3 separate regions of the Homo sapiens genome follow, and regions 1 and 2 are each linked to region 3. Evidence: chromatin contacts called from ENCODE Hi-C or POLR2A ChIA-PET data. All regions are on one chromosome and are shown on one strand. Each heading gives the region's core, a stretch centred on a gene start or an enhancer-like site at or near the end of the contact. The rest is flanking DNA. Distances are from core to core; before and after follow the strand shown.

What was found. A loop is a pair of places that touch in the nucleus more often than their neighbours do. ChIA-PET counts read pairs that join two places held with the same protein, here RNA polymerase II (POLR2A). Pooled maps may share reads with other maps.
Region 1: a loop to region 3 is called in a pooled map, with 4 times the contacts of the local background. The contact joins the enhancer-like site here to the promoter of DNM2 in region 3. A Hi-C loop is called at or near these places in 1 of 168 maps with a recorded cell type or tissue (natural killer cell) and 11 of 50 pooled maps. POLR2A ChIA-PET finds 5 or more read pairs at or near these places in 5 of 52 experiments (GM12878, HCT116, activated B cell and 2 more).
Region 2: a loop to region 3 is called in a pooled map, with 3 times the contacts of the local background. The contact joins the enhancer-like site here to the promoter of DNM2 in region 3. A Hi-C loop is called at or near these places in 1 of 168 maps with a recorded cell type or tissue (endothelial cell of umbilical vein) and 4 of 50 pooled maps. POLR2A ChIA-PET finds 5 or more read pairs at or near these places in 5 of 52 experiments (HepG2, MCF 10A, Panc1 and 2 more).

The regions. Positions count from the first base shown.
Region 1 is chr19:10,477,752-10,480,974 of GRCh38, reverse strand. No RefSeq gene overlaps it. Among named protein-coding and RNA genes, the nearest start is that of KEAP1, 24 kb to the left of the region's middle. RefSeq lists an enhancer at 1,663-1,732. Within about 2 kb of position 1,899, at least 6 of the 41 ENCODE cell types and tissues checked have a DNase peak (open chromatin) inside an H3K27ac peak, as active enhancers do.
Region 2 is chr19:10,940,182-10,943,642 of GRCh38, reverse strand. No RefSeq gene overlaps it. Among named protein-coding and RNA genes, the nearest start is that of TIMM29, 13 kb to the right of the region's middle. Within about 2 kb of position 1,427, at least 4 of the 41 ENCODE cell types and tissues checked have a DNase peak (open chromatin) inside an H3K27ac peak, as active enhancers do.
Region 3 is chr19:10,716,369-10,719,952 of GRCh38, reverse strand. DNM2 (dynamin 2) reads right to left here and starts at 1,874. Exons shown (of 21, transcript NM_001005361.3): 1 at 1,550-1,874. The coding sequence starts at 1,710. MIR638 (microRNA 638) reads right to left here and starts at 1,549; the gene lies at 1,450-1,549. RefSeq lists enhancers at 716-855, 2,296-2,415, 2,606-2,795 and a silencer at 1,346-2,015.

The DNA of each region.
Region 1 (3,223 bases), core at 650-3,149, 240 kb after region 3:
TTTTTTTTTTTTTTGAGACGGAGTCTCGCTCTGTCGCCCAGGCTGGAGTGCAGTGGCGCGATCTCGGCTCACTGCAAGCTCCGCCTCCCGGGTTCACGCCATTCTCCTGCCTCAGCCTCCCAAGTAGCTGGGACTACAGGCGCCCGCCACTACGCCCGGCTAATTTTTTGTATTTTTAGTAGAGACGGGGTTTCACCATTTTAGCCGGGATGGTCTCGATCTCCTGACCTCGTGATCCGCCCGCCTCAGCCTCCCAAAGTGCTGGGATTACAGGTGTGAGTGAGCCACCGCACCTGACATTTTTTTTAAAATGTAAATCTGTGTGGAAGTGTCTCAAAAATTAATATTGCCTCAGTGAATGAAATAATCAGAGACTTGTTTTGTCTGCCTTAACTGAGTATATATAAAAGTTGTTTTAAAATTTTGTATTTGACCGGGCGCGGTGGCTCACACCTGTAATCCCAGCACTTTGGTAGGCCGAGGTGGGCGGATCACGAGGTCAGGAGATCGAGACCATCCTGGCTAACACGGTGAAACCCCGTCTCTACTAAAAATACAAAAAATTAGCCGGGCGTGGTGGCAGGCACCCATAGTCCCAGCTACTCGGGAGGCTGAGGCAGGAGAATGGCGTGAACCCGGGAGGCAAGAAAAAAAAATTGTTGTTGACTGGCAAATTCTTTTTATTTATTTATTCTTTTTGAGATGGAGTCTCACTCTGTTGCCCAGGCTGGAATGCAGTGGTGTGATCTCGGCTCACTGCAACCTCCACCTGCTGGGTTCAAGCGATTCTCCTACCTCAGCCTCCTGAGTATCTGGGATTACAGGCCCATACCGCCACTCCCGGCTAATTTTTGTATTTTTTAGTAGAGGCGGGTTTTCACCATGTTGGCCAGGCTGGTCTCGAACTCCTGATCTTATATGATAACCTCGGCCTCCCAAAGTTCTGGGATTATGGGCGTGAGCCACTGCGCCCGGCCCTAAATGATTTCTCATGTGGCATAGTGAGTTCCTTCATCAGCTAGTTTCGGTTTCTTCCCATCTTCATGGGGTGAGCTGAGTCTTTTGCCTTCCCGTCTGCTCAATTGGGGGCAAGGGAGCACAGGGGGGTCTTTGGGCCTTCTATCTATGGGTGCCACAGAAGCGTTTGCAGGGGTCGGCCTTAAACTGGAAAGGAGGAAGGGACTGATCTCAGAAAAAGGGGGGATGACAGATGCCTTCTGAGTGTGGGGAGGACAACGATAGGAAACACTCTGGAAACGGGGAACAGCACCAGGCCCCTTCTCGGGAAGAAGAAACAACGCTGGGGAGCCTTGAGGAAGGGGGGACGGCTCTGGCTCTGGGGTCTCCTCAGGAGGGGATAATGGCATGGGGGTCCCCGCCAGAAAGAGGGGATGATGTCCGGGTTTCCCGCGGGAAGAAAGGACAATGCGGTGCTGGCCATCAGGACAGGGTAGTGACAGCAGGGTCCCCTCAAGAAGGGCGGATGACGCCAGGATCCCCCTCAGGAAGTGAGGACGACTCTGGGGTCACTCAGAAAAAAAGGGATGACGCCAAGTGTCCCCTTCTGGAACGGGCGACTGGTGTCAGGATATTCTCAGGAAAAGAAGGACGACGCTGGGGTCTGCCGAAGAGACTAGGAACGACGCTGGGGCCACTCTCAAGACGTTGTGAGGCCTGGATCCCCTCAACCGCTTCGGGGTCCGGGGCTCCCGCTATCGCTCTAGCGCCTTTGGCTCCGCACGCCTCACTTCGCTCAGCTCTCGGCTTCCACCAGCGAGGCGACCGCGCCTCTCATTGGCTGCCTTTTCAAGTGATGACAATTACACCAGCCAATCGTAGTCGGGAAAAAAACTCCCGCTCGTTCTCGCCTCGCCTCCCCCCTCGTTCTGCGAGTGCGCTGGGTCCCTATTCTGCTGTAGCCCGCCCCCCCGCCCCTTAGCCCTACTCTAGGGGGCGCTCACGGGCTCCGACTCCCAGCCCTACCTCCTTCCCTGCCTATGCCTGTGACCCTTTTTATAATAATAGTACTTACTTAATAGGGCTGTTGTGAGCATTTACCTCGATGATTTACGTAAAACAAACAGTGCTTGTCACATAACAACCTCTCGGTAAACCTAAGCTATTGTTATTTGGATTTTACAATGGGGGAAACTGAGGCATGGTTTCCCCCCTTGGCCAGTAACCTGCCCAGACTAACCCAGCCATTAACTTGGCTGAGTTGGAGCCAAAATCCAGGAAAGCTGAATCTAGAATCTGTGTGCTTATCCACCACGTTTTTGTGCCTCCCAGATAATAAATACCAGATGTTTTTCATTTCCCCTGATTATAAAATAACTTTCTGATTATAAAAGTAATATAGACTGGGTGCAGTGACTCACGCCTGTAATCCCAACACTGAGGCAGGAGGATCGCTTGAGCCCAGGAGTTTGAGACCAGCTTGGGCGACATAGTGAGAACCCATCTTTACAAAAAGTTTTTTTAAGTAGCTGGGGGCAGGGGCAGGTGCCTGTCAGCTATTTGGGAGGCTGAGGCAGGAGGATTGCTTGAGCCTGAGAGGTCGAGACTGCAGTCAGCTGTGATTGCACCACTACACTCCAGTCTGGGTGACAAATGAGACCCTGTCCCAATCAATCGATCATCAATGAATGTAATATATGCTCATTGCAAAATGTTCAGAAAATGTCAAAGACTACACAAGACACAGATCTTTCTTTTTTAAAAAATTATTTTAGTATTTATTGATCATTCTTGGGTGTTTCTCGGAGAGGGGGATTTGGCAGGGTCATAGGACAATAGTGGAGAGAAGGTTAGCAGATAAACATATGAACAAAGGTCTCTGGTTTTCCTAGGCAGAGGACCCTGCGGCCTTCCGCAGTGTTTGAAGACACAGATCTTTCTTAATCCCACCACTGGAGACACTGTGAATATCTGGATGGGTAACTGCCTTTTCTCTGCATGTTACTTTTCAGTAGGATCATATAATACAGAATATTTTGAAACCTGCTGTTCTGACTGTGAATATCTCTGGCCATTTCAATAAACATAGATCCACCTGATTTTTTTTTTTTTTTTTTTTTTTTGGAGACGGAGTCTTGCTCTGTTGCCCAGGCTGGAGTGCAGTGGCACAATCTCGGCTCACTGCAACCTCGGCCTCCTGGGTTCAAGCAGTTCTCCTGCTTCAGCCTCCCGGGTAGCTGGGACTATAGGCGCATACTGCCACGCC
Region 2 (3,461 bases), core at 178-2,677, 220 kb before region 3:
TTTATTTATTTATTTATTTATTGAGAGGGAGTCTTGCTCTGTTGCCCAGGCTGGAGTTCAGTGGCATGATCTCAGCTCATTGCAACCTCTGCCTCCCAGGTTCAAGTGATTCTCTCACCTCAGCCTCCCCAGTATCTGGGACTACAGGCACATGCCAGCACATCTGGCTAATTTTTGTATTTTTAGTAGAGACAGGGTTTTTACTAAATTTTTCATATTTTTAGTAGAGATGGGGTCTCCCTATGTTGCCCAGGTCAGTCTCAAACTCATAGCTCAAGGGATCCATCCACATTAGCCTCCCAAAGTGCTGGGATTACAGGCATGAGGCACTGTGCCCCACCGTGACAGTTTACTTCATTGTGGTCATCCTCTTGATATTTTGAAAGCATTCAAACTCTACAGTGGCTTTTATATAATTAAACAACAATTTTAAAGAGATGGAGGTGTCACTATGTTGACCAGGCTGGTCTTAAACTCCTGGTCTCAAACTCCTCGTCTCAAGCAATCCTCCCATCTCAGCCTCCCAATGTGCTGGGATTACAGTGTGAGCCACCACGTCCAGCCTATAGTGGCTTTTGTAAAAACCCCTACAGAGTGAGGCCTATCATATTATTTCAAAAGCCTACACCCAATATCTAACTGTTCTCAGAAGAAATAGGGAGACTTTTCAGAGCATCACTACCTAAGCAAGGTCACAGATTGGAGCCCCAGCTGGGAGGAAACAGAGCTATCAACATTAGATGTGCCTCAACAAAGACCAGTGCAGTCCCTGCAGGGGATGATGAAAACTTTTCAAAGCCAGCTGTCCCACGAGTAAAGTTTAAACCAATCCACAGAGCACAGATCCTACACTGATAAGCAATAACACTACAGCAGAACTCAAGCAATGGAAAATCCTACAAGTTTTAGCATGAATAACATCCACAAGAGCTGGGTTATTAGAGCAGAGCACCTCTCCCTGGTTTTGATTCAAAGAACTTGCCAGAATTTAAATTAATTATTTTTTCATGTAATTATTTGCTGCAAGGCTGGGCACGGTGGCTCACGCCTGTAATCCCAGCACTTTGAGAGGCCGAGGCGGGCGGATCACAAGGTCAGGAGATTAAGACCATCCTGGCTAACACGGTGAAACCCCGTCTCTACTGAAAATACAAAAAAATTAGTCATGTTGGCCTGGCTGGTCTCGAACTCCTGACCTCAGGTGATCAGCCCGACTTGGCCTCCCAAAGTGCTGGGATTACAGGCGTGAGCCACTGTGCCCGGCCCCTGCATTTTATTTCAATGGAAGGATGTCTAACTTAATTTTCCCACAAATGGTTTCCAGATCATCTCTCATTCAGGGCAAACACCAGATCAGGCCTCTACAAGGAACGACAGATTAGTGCAGCTGGGAAATGGGTAACACCCACCTGATAGAGAAAGGGGGTTCTTGCTCCCTCTAGTGTTCACCACACACTACAGATGTCCTGCTGTTCCCCTGTAAGGCGACCAGTAATACCTACCATGTCAGCTTTGAAATAACCAAGATGTCACTAAGTAGATGGGTGAATAAACCAACTGGGGTCCATGCAGACAATGGAATATATTCCGTAAGATAATATATTACACTAGAAAAGAACTAGCTGCTCAGGAGGCTGAGGTTGGAGGATCACTTGGCCCAGGGGTTCGAGACAAAAGCCTGAGACCCCATCTCCATGAAAAAAAAAAAAAAATTAGCTGGGCCTGGTGGCACATGCCTGTAGTCCCAGCTACTCAGAAGGCTGAGGCAGGAGAATCGCTTGAACCCAGGAGGCGGAGGTTGCAGTGAGCCGAGATTGCGCCACTGCACTTCAGCCTGGTGACAGAGCTAGACTCCATCTCAAAGAAAAAAAAAAAAAAAATCTGCCGGGTGCGGTGGCTCACGCCTGTAATCTCAGCACTTTGGGAGGCCGAGACGGGCAGATCACGAGGTCAGGAGATGGAGACCGTCCTGGCTAACGCAGTGAAACCCCGTCTCTACTAAAAATACAAAAAAAAAATACAAAAAAAAAAAATTAGCTGGGCGTGTTTGCAGGCGCCTGTAGTCTCAGCTACTGGGGAGGCTGAAGCAGGAGAATGGCCTGAACCCGGGAGGCGGAGCTTGCAGTGAGCCGAGATCCTGCCACTGCCCTCCAGCTTGGGCGCCAGAGCGAGACTCCATCTCAAAAAAAAAAAAAAAAGCTCCATAGGTACCTACCCTGTGTTCACTTTATCTTATGGAAAGTGACCATTTACTGGGCGCCAGACGAATACATAATTGACTATCCCCCTACCTGCTCCTTTTCTGTAGGAATATGTGAATTACATATGGATACATTTGGGATACATTACATATATGGATTTTATTACACATGGACACATTACTCTCCCATTTGCCCTCCAGCCCACTTTTCCCCTTTAAATACTGAAGCCCTCAAAATAATTTTTGGAGAAAGACACAGATTATGAACTGTGTCCGTGATTCTATGTTTCGTTCTTTTTCTCTTTTTCTTTTCTTTCCTTCCTTTCCTTTCCTTTCCCTCCCTCCCTGCCCCACTCCTCCCTCTCTCCCTCCCTGCCTCCCTCTGTCTCTCTCTGTCTCTCTGTCTCTTTCTGTCCCTCTGTTGCCCAGGCTGGAGTGCAGTGGTGCACAGCGATTCTCCTGCCTCAGCCTCCTTAGTAGCTGGGATTACAGGTGCCCACGACCGCGCCCGGCTAATTTTTGTATTTTTAGTAGAGATGGGGTTTCACCATGTTGGCCAGGCTGGTCTCAAACTCCTGACCTCGGGTTATCTGCTCGCCTTGGCCTCCCAAAACGCTGGGATTACAGGTGTAAACTACTGCACCTGGCCCTGTGTTTATTTCTTCCAGGCATGTCCTAAACCTTGGCAAAATGAATTTCTAATTTGATGGAGACCTGTCTCAGATACTTCAGATACTATTCATTTTCAAATAATGAATAGCTATTCATAATCATCACTGTGGGCCAGGCATGGTGGCTCACACCTATAATCCCAGCACTTTGGGAGGCCGAGGCAGGCAGATCACGAGGTCAAGAGATCGAGACCATCCTGGCCAACATGCTGAAACTCCGTCTCTACTAAAAGTACAAAAATTAGCTGGGCATGGTGGCATGCACCTCTAGTTCCAGCTACTTGGGAGGCTGAGGCAGGAGAATCGCTTGAACTTGGGAGGTGGAGTTTGCAGTAAGCCAAGACTGCGCCACTACACTCCATCCTGGCAACAGAGCGAGGCTCCATCTCAAAAAAAAAAAAAAGAAAAAGAAAAAGAAATTGTCACTGTGGCCTGCCACAACATGGGAAAGGAACACAGCATCCTTGTGGCTGCCCTGAGGGAAACCTCAAAAGGCAAGTCAAGGATGTCTTCTGTAGATGGCTGTGAATTCCCCAGAAACTCCTTCTGGTAGGACATGATTGTGAACCAATGTTCTCTGAAAAGGAATT
Region 3 (3,584 bases), core at 625-3,124:
GAGACAAGGTAGCAAAAGAGGAGATTTGTGCTGCTTGGAGCAAAGCCCCAAGGCTCTGGGATGGCAGACACAAGGCCTTACGCCAGCCTAGTGGCCTTGGGTGATCACAGTCCCTTCTGAGCCTCCCAGCTCAGCTAAGGTGGGGATGATAACACAGCCTCCACCCCACTCCTTACTTGGGATTCAAGATGTTGAATCAAGAAGGGACATTATCCCTTGACAATGATAACAACAATAACAATGACAATAATGACAGGAGGAGGATGTTATCATTTGGCAGCCACACCACCACAAATGAGTAGTTCCTGGAATGGAGAAGTGGCCGCCCATCTGGGAGACAAGAAAGGCAAGAGGGGTTGGTGGGAGGGAGAGGTGGCTGCACGGGCTGTTCTCATTCATTTGCTTCCTGAATCCTGGAAACAGCCCCAGAGAGTGGAGTTTGCCCACTGGACAGATGGGCACACCGCGGCTTCTCAAGGCTGTCCAGAGAAGGCTACATCCCAGCGCTAGCCACTGAGGCCTGATCACGCAAGAAGCCCCTTCCCAGGCTCCAAAGGAGGGCCCCCAATTTGTAGGCTGTAGCTGGGAGGCGGGCCCCTGTGTTCTAGCACTCGGAAAGGAATCCTGAAGTAAGGTACCCCCAGAGTCCTCCTTCCAGCTGAGAGGGGAAGTAGGGTCCAAACCTCCTCCTTCAGCTCTGTTCTCCCCTCTACCCTCCTACCACCCCTTTCCAGAGCCGTTGTGCCAGACACTCAGGGGTAGTCATGGGCAGACTAGGAGATGGCCAGACAGACAGAAGAATTCACACGGAAGAGAGGAGCCAGCGCTAGCCAGGAATCAAGCTGTAAGAGTCAGCCAGAGAGAATCAAACAGGGTCCCCTAGGAGTCAGCTAGCCAGTCAGACAGTAGAGGCCAGCTGGTGTCACCCAACAGAGGGACTGCTCAGTGTTAAAGTCTGTGAGGGGCACGGATGGGCGGCCAGACAGCAGAGGTCACCCTGGACAGCTAGCCAGACAGCAGGGGGCTGCCAGGTGGGACTGGACAGATGGACAACCAAATGGTGGTGGCAGGGAGGCTTGCCCAGGACAGAGAGACAGCCAACCAGACGGCGGGGGCAGCTCCAGATACAAGAACAAGCCAGCCAGACCGCAGCGGTCGCCCCAATAGATATCTAGATGGCCGGTTTCACCTCTGATGGACAGCCCGAAAGAGCAGAAGAGGGATCTACCCCAGACCCACGGCCAACCAGATGGCAGACTTCACCCACGAAAGCTGGGACCAGATGGACCGCAGGGTTCCAGCGCACCTCCTGTCCTACGGCGCCCTGGCCCGTGACACCGCCCCTGGGGCCCGGGCCTGCTCCGGAGCCCCTGCAGGGAGTCCTCTGCCCAGGGCGTCCCACAGGGCCCGCCTCCCCGACCCCGTCCGGTTCCCCGCCGCGGGCACGCAAGCGCCGCAGTTACGCCGGCGGCGCACGGCGCGCCATTCCCGGTCCGCCCTCCGCGCCCTAGGCCGCCACCCGCCCGCGATCCCTGCCGCGCCCGCTCACCGGCCCACGAAGTTCTCCAGCACCGAGCTCTTGCCGGCGCTCTGGCCGCCCACTACAGCGATCTGCGGCAGGTCCAGGTGGCAGCTCTGGCCGATGGAGCTGAAGGCGTCCTGCAGTTTGTTGACCAGCGGGATCAGCTCTTCCATCCCGCGGTTGCCCATGGCGCCGGCGGCCCCCGGCCCGAGCGCCCTGCGCTCCTCGCCCGCCGCCGACCCTCAACGACCTGGCCCCGCGGCGTCTGTAGCCGTTGCTCCCCGCCCGCCCGGGCCTCGGCAAGACGCCCGCTCCCGGCTCGGCCTCACGGTCGCCGCCTCATCCGGTTCTCAGGCGACACCCGACCCGAGCGACCTCCCGCCCCGGCCCCGGGGGCTGCGCCCAAAGCACTCGCGCCGCACGCGACTGGCCTGCTGCACCGCCACTCGGATACACTAGCCAATAAAAACTAGGCACGGGCCTATGGTTGAGTAAACCTTCCCCCTGGGGACCGTCTTGCTGACTTATTGGACAAAAGAACCGTCACTGTTGTGCAACAGCCAATAGCGGCAGAAAGCAAGTTGTCAAGAGAGGAAGGGGGTGTTTCCGAAAAAGGCACGTTGGCTCTGCCCATTGGCGAAGTTCCACCATCTTATTGGCAGGCAGACGTGCCAGTAGACAATGTGGACCAATGGTGTTGGGGATTGAGCTACTACCTCGTTCCCTAAGAATTTCCCATTGGTTCATATAAATATCACTTCGTTGCTCCAGCCAACCAGGCAAAAGAGGGCGGGCTTTAACATCCGAATCTTGACTATCATTGAGAACCATATCTGTCAATCAGAAAAACTCCCGTTCTTCCTTGTGATTGTTGGATGTCTGCAACAGCCTTCTGAAGTATAGGATAGATCCCACCGTACTCGCTCAAGGGCGACACCTCGTGGTGGGATCCGATGTCTCGATTTTTGAGTTTCCTGGCACTGGGGAAAACTACAAGTCCCAGAGCGCATCTCAGTTCCCAGACTGCAAACCAGCTCTGGGAGCAGGGTCCCAATGCGCTCTGCAAATGGTAGAGGCCAAGTCATTGCTTCCTAGGGATAGAACGCAATAAAATCACTCCTCCACGCCTTTGCAAATGCTGTGCCCTTTCTGCTCACGCCCGATCTTGACGCCGCTAACACTCCAATGTTTTCCCCCACTTCTTCAACTTTAGCAGATCATGAATCTTTTTTCTTTTCTTTTTTTTGAGGCGGGGTACTCACTCTGTCACCCAGGCTGGAGTGCAGTAGCGCGATCTTGGCTCACTGCAACCTCCGCCTCCCCGGTTCAACCAATTCTCCTGCCTCAGCCTCCCGAATAGCTGGGATTACAAGTGTGAGCCACCACGCCCAGCTAATTTTGTATTTTTAGTAGACGGGGTTTCACCATATTGGCCAGGCTGGTCTCGAACGCCTGGCCTCAAGTGATCCGCCCGTCTTGGCCTCCCAAAGTGTTGGAATTACAGGTGTGAGCCACCGCGTCTAGCTAATGAATCTTCTTTTCTTAGAAACTGGGTCCTTACTCTGTTGCCCAGGCTGGGGTGCAGTAGTGCACTCATAGCTCAATTCAACAAGCACCTGGGCTCAAACGATCCTCCCGCCTCAGCGTCCCGAGTAGCTGGAACCACAGACGTGCGCAACTATGCCCAGCTAATTATTTTTATTTTATTTTTTATAGAGACAGGGTCTTGCTGTGTTGTCCAGGCTGGTCTCAAACTCCTGCGCCCAAACGACCCTCACAGGCCGGCCTCCCAAAAGTGCTGGGATTACATGTGTGAACCCCCCCAACTGGCTTTAGATCTTTTTGAGTACCCACTAAAACTCAACAAATCCTCTCCCCGTGAAAAGACACGCTATTTTGTAGGCAAAATTGGGGTTCTGGGAACTGGAACTCCTGACAGTGGACAGAGACAAATAGGAGGATTTGAAGTGTTTTGACCCCTCTGGAGACAAATAGGCCAGAGACAAGGAAACCCAGTGAGAAGGCAGGAGCAGGTAAGTGCTCTGACCTGAGGCAGCACAAG